2 separate regions of the Homo sapiens genome follow, and region 2 is linked to region 1. Evidence: read pairs that join two places in POLR2A ChIA-PET (ENCODE). Cell type or tissue: MCF 10A. All regions are shown on one strand.

The links. ChIA-PET counts read pairs that join two places held together with the same protein. Peaks named below come from ENCODE experiments on the same cell type or tissue, not always from the same donor. Only the 100,000 strongest peaks of a DNase experiment are listed, where the experiment ranks them.
Region 2: POLR2A ChIA-PET joins it to region 1 with 5 read pairs; 2 of 35 experiments call an interaction of 5 or more read pairs at or near these places.

The regions. Positions count from the first base shown.
Region 1 is chr1:40,885,768-40,888,267 of GRCh38, reverse strand. No RefSeq gene overlaps it. Among named protein-coding and RNA genes, the nearest start is that of CITED4, 25 kb to the right of the region's middle. In MCF 10A, no CTCF peak of the experiment used is centred here; a DNase peak (open chromatin) is centred at 1,457.
Region 2 is chr1:41,449,392-41,451,891 of GRCh38, reverse strand. All of the region lies in intron 2 of LOC105378678 (a long non-coding RNA gene), which reads right to left. Among named protein-coding and RNA genes, the nearest start is that of EDN2, 34 kb to the left of the region's middle. RefSeq lists an enhancer at 259-818. In MCF 10A, no CTCF peak of the experiment used is centred here; a DNase peak (open chromatin) is centred at 941.

The DNA of each region.
Region 1 (2,500 bases):
GGGGGAAGCATGTGGGAAGAGGTCTGACAAGGGGCTGGGGAGACAAGGACTGGATCATGTTGGGATCTCTCTGCTATTATCAGGACTTTGACTCTAGGGAGCTGGGAAAAGGTTTGAGCAGGAGGAACCTGATCTAGCTTTGTATGTTAAGGTCACACCAGCTGCTGCGTGAAGAATAGGTCGAAGGGGCAGAGGCAGGGAGCCCATCAGTAATGGGGCCGCTGCAGTAATTCAGGTAGGAAACAGTGGGGACTTGGCCCACCTGGCAGCAGTCTGGAGGAGAGGGGTGAGAAGACCAGAAGGTATGTACCGAAGTTAGAACCGACAAGATTTGCAGATAGATCAGATATGGGAAGTAAGAAGTGGAGGGTGGACAGGGATGACTCCAACATTTTTAGCCTGAGCAACTGGAAAAGTGAAACTGCTATTGACTGAGATGGAGAAGACTGAGAGAAGCAGGTTTGGGGAGATTGTTTTCGGACTCGTTAAGGTTAAGATCCTATTAGACATTCAGTAGAGAAGCCAACCGGCTATTGCACATATAGGTGTGGAATTCAGAAGGGAGGTTCAGGCTGGAGATAGAAACATTGGAGACTTTAGTGTTTTGATGACATTTCTAGAAGGAGCTCATGAGAGAATCTACTTCAGATGGGTGTTGTGGGAATTAGATGAGTTAAGCACCTAGAACATAGTAGGCATTCAATAAAGGTCGGCTATTACCAAGATCATTTCATGTCCCTTGCACTCCCCCACCGGCTTCTCACCACAGCCACCTCCATGATGGCCTCCACACTGCTGGTCAGAGTGAGCTTTCTACAGCACAGACCTGCCCATCCCTCCCTGCCCAAACCTGCAATGGCTCCCTATTGCTTAGAGAATAAAGTGTGCATATTTCATAGACTTCACAGACTGCCCCTAAAGCCTTCCCTGATCTGGACACTGTCACCCTCACCAGCCCCAATTTCTGCCACCACCCCCCACCTCCCACCTCATTCTCCAGCAGTAATAGGGAACCCTTTGTTCACAGCTTGTTGTCTTTGAACATGTGGCTGCCTCTGCCTTGACTTGTCCAGCAGCAAACCCAAGTGATTCTCACATCCTCTAAGAAGCTTCCCTCTCCACCCAGGGGCTGTTCCCTCTTCCCTGCAGACCTGCTTCCTACCCTTACTAGTGCTCCTTGAGGGGAAAAATGTGTTCCTTCCACTCCTGTTCCCGCAGCACCAAACACTGAGCCTGCCATAGGCAAGGGGCTGGGGGAGGGTAAATGAACAAAGGAAGAAGAGCTGATTCTCCATGATGGGTTTTTTATTGTTAGCATGTTTGAGTTCATGAAGACCCAGAGAGGTGCAGGTACTTGCTCAGGTCACTCAGTTGGTGAACCCTGTGGCCAGGAGCGGACTCCAGGCTTGTCTGATTCAAAGTTCCTGACTCAAGCGCATGTGCATGCACGGGCATGCACACAGGAAAACACACACACCCACACACGCACACACGCACACACACAGAACAATCTCAGGGCACCTGGTGGCTGGGGGTTCTCTTGATCTTCCAATTGTTCCCTTCTTGGGAATGGATCCAGGGAGAAGGTTAAGGATTTAGATTCAGAATAGGTATTCACTTGTTTGTTTAAAAAAAAAAATTGTAGAGATCCAGTCTCCCTATGTTGCCCAGGCTGTCTCAACCTCCTGGGCTCTAGTGATCCTCCTGCCTCGGCCTCCCAAAGTGCTGGGATTACACACATGAGCCACTGCACCTGGCCAGTGTTCACTTGTTTATTCAGTAAGTCATTCATTCATTCATTCTCTCACTCACTCATTCACAATCAATCATTTGTTCTACTTCCAATTTTTACTCCCAGCAGATTAAGACCCTACCTCCTAAGAGCTGAATCTGAGGAGAGCCTGGTCAGGAAACAAGGCAGCACAGGGCCGGGAAAGGAACACCAAGGGCTTGTGGAGGACCTTGAAGGGTGAGAGGAGTTTACCAGGTGGCCCTGGAAAAGGATATCCTGACGTGCGGCTGCAGCATATGCAAAGACCCAGAGACTTGAAACCACCACTGAAAGGAGGGCACCTGGGGAGGTGGGAGGAGTGGCAGAGGATCACTGCGGGGAGAAGTTTGGAGACATGGGCAGGGGCCAAGGTGAAGATTAATTTGGGAGTTAGGTATGGAGGAGCAGGGTTAAGGTTTAGGTTGGGTTTAGGATTAGAGATTAGATCTTGAAATCAGATCATTTCTTTTTAACCTGCCTTTTCCAGAAGGATTTCATGTGGCTTGTATCAGTGATAAAGATCTGCAGTTATGATTAGGCCTGCCAAGAACCTAAGGATCAGGAATGGGCTTTATGGTTGGGATCCAAGATGCAGTAAAAATGAGGTACTTGAGGGAGCAAAGCCAAAGCTCGCTGGGCATAGGTCTTCATTTTCTTTTTCTTTTTCTTTTTCTTTTTTTTTGAGATGGAGTCTCGCTCTGTCGTCCAGGCTGGAGTGCAGTGGCACAA
Region 2 (2,500 bases), 560 kb before region 1:
CCACCACGCCCAGCTAATTGTTTGTATTTTAAGTAGAGATGGGGTTTCACCAGGTTGGCCAGGATGGTCTTGATCTCTTGACCTTGTGATCCACCCACCTCAGCCTCCCAAAGTGCTGGGATTACAGGTGTGAGCCACCACGCCAGGCCTTCAGAGGCCTTTTGTATGCTGCCCCTTTGACTGTGGCCAGGCCTTTTATCTGTGGACCAGGCCTTTTGCTAGGGTTACCCCTACCCAGAAGGCAGGCCTGCTACAGTGGTTCCAGCTCCAGCCCAGGCTGGCCTCACTGGAAGGGACAAGGCATGTTTGCTGACTAAAGGATTCGGCTCAATCTTTCCAAGACTTTCAGAGTTGGGAAGACAGTAAAGGTCACCTCGTCCACCCCATTCCTTTCCGCACAGGAGAGCAAGAGCTTATTCAGGGTCACACAGGGAATAATGTCAGAGCCAGAAATGGAATCCAGAGTCCTGTCACTCAGGCCTTTTTCCAATATGGCACTTAACCAGGAGGAGCCTTGCCTCTGGTCCAGCTTTACAACCAGCTGTGGGACCCAGATTCAGGGGCTTATGGCTCAGCTGATGATCTCACAAGGTTGGAGGAGCATTAAATTGGATAATAGATGGGAACTTGCTTGGAAAGAAAACCAGTGGAAATGTGGAGTGAGGCTGGGGCCTCCCTGAGGCACAGCACAGAAGGGTGGTGGCAGGGAACACACAGATGTGGCATGAAGGGGCTGCAGGGAGGCTGAGGCTGGGACAAGTCTCCACTGGGGTCCGAGTGGCCACCTGCCCTGCAGGGCAGGTGGCAGGGAACTGAGACCCGGCAGAGGGAGGGGAGGCCAGGTAACCCACTGGGCTCCTCCAGCAACGGTGAGACAGAGACACAGTGAGGCCAAGACTTTCGCAAGCTCACCGCTGCAGCCAGAGGCAGGAGAGCGGTTAGTAAACAGACAACAAAATCCCAGAGCCAAATACCCCCGGGCGTGTCCCAACCCAACTCTCTGACAGGCTCAGAGCTGGCCTTGCTTAGATTTTCTGCCCCTTTCCAAGGAAGTGGGCAGCCCATGCTTAGACTTGGAGACGCTGATGCCTCCCTCAGGCCAGTCCTTCTGCCTCTTCCCCCATGCAGACTCATCCACAGATTGCCTCTGGGTTTATTGCTTGCCTTCCTTCTTTGCTGGACTCCAGCATTGTCCCACCCGTCTTGTGTGGATCCTGCTATCGGTTTGCCGACCCTTCTTTCCAAACCTTCCTTATACTCCCATTCAGACCCTTCAACCTGGCATTCAGCATCTCCATGATGTAAAATGGGGAGTATGATCCCTCCTCAGGAGTCAAACCTCTTGGCACAGTGCAGATCACAGAGATGCCACTCGGTACACTTTAGCTATTATTATCACTATCAACACTATTATTACCTCATGCAGTCCCGTGCAGCAAACACACTTTCTGGAGCATCAAGCCACCAGCCATGTAACGAGGTTGCCAACTCACAAAACCCCATGAAAGTATTAGAAACACTCACCTCCAGCCCAACTGAAATATGGGACACTGCGGCCCAGGCTCCAGAGCCGGTTAATGGCAGAGCTAGACCAGAAGCCTGATCTCCTGCCTCCCGAGCCAGAACTCTTCCCTAACAAGCTGCCACTGCTAGGAGCCAAGTTCAAACACCAGCCTTTACGTATGGTAGTCTCAGAGTACACAAAGAGCAAACCTTGGCTACATATAAGAATCTTTATTATTTGTTCTCACTGTTAACTTCCCCCTTTTAATACCCCTAGGTACCTTCAGAGGGGGCTTCTCTCTCCTCCTTCCAGCCAAGGCTTGTTTATCTCTCCACTGTTTTTTCTCCCCCTCACTTCCTTCCCCTCTCCATCACTGGGGAGGCCTTTCTCTGACCTTCCCTGGCAGAGCCAAAGGGCAATTGCCAGCTTGCCTTTTCACTACTCAGCTAAAAAGCCAAATTCCTTTCCTCCTGGGGCTCTACTGGATTTTTTGTTGTTGTTCTTAGCCTCAAGGGTCTATTCTGGGAAAGACACTGAACCTCTCTCTCCTGACTGGCTCCCTCTTCTTAAACATGCCCAGTTCCTCCCACCCTAAAAACCAACAAGCAAACAAATCAAGCCTGTCTATCCTCTTCAATTGAACTCGGTCCCATTCCTTTCCTCCTCCTTCAGCCCCAGTTCCTGGCAGTAACCTGTTATCTCCAAGTCCCATCTCCTAGGCTTCACCTCCCACGAGGCTGTCTCTGCCCCTCCCCACCCTCTACTCAACCTGCTCCTGCTCAAGGCCCCGGACCTCCATTTTGCTAAATCCAACCGGCGTTTTACAGTCGTCAACCTGCCTGGGCTTTCGGCCTCCTCACACCTGCAGACCACACCCTCCAAGGGCCTTCTGGATTCTCTGACTTGATATTCCCCCACTGCTCCGCCAGCAGCTTCTCGGTGTCCTTGGTGCCTCTTCTTCCAACAGTCATTGACGTTGTGTCCTGGGCCCTCTTC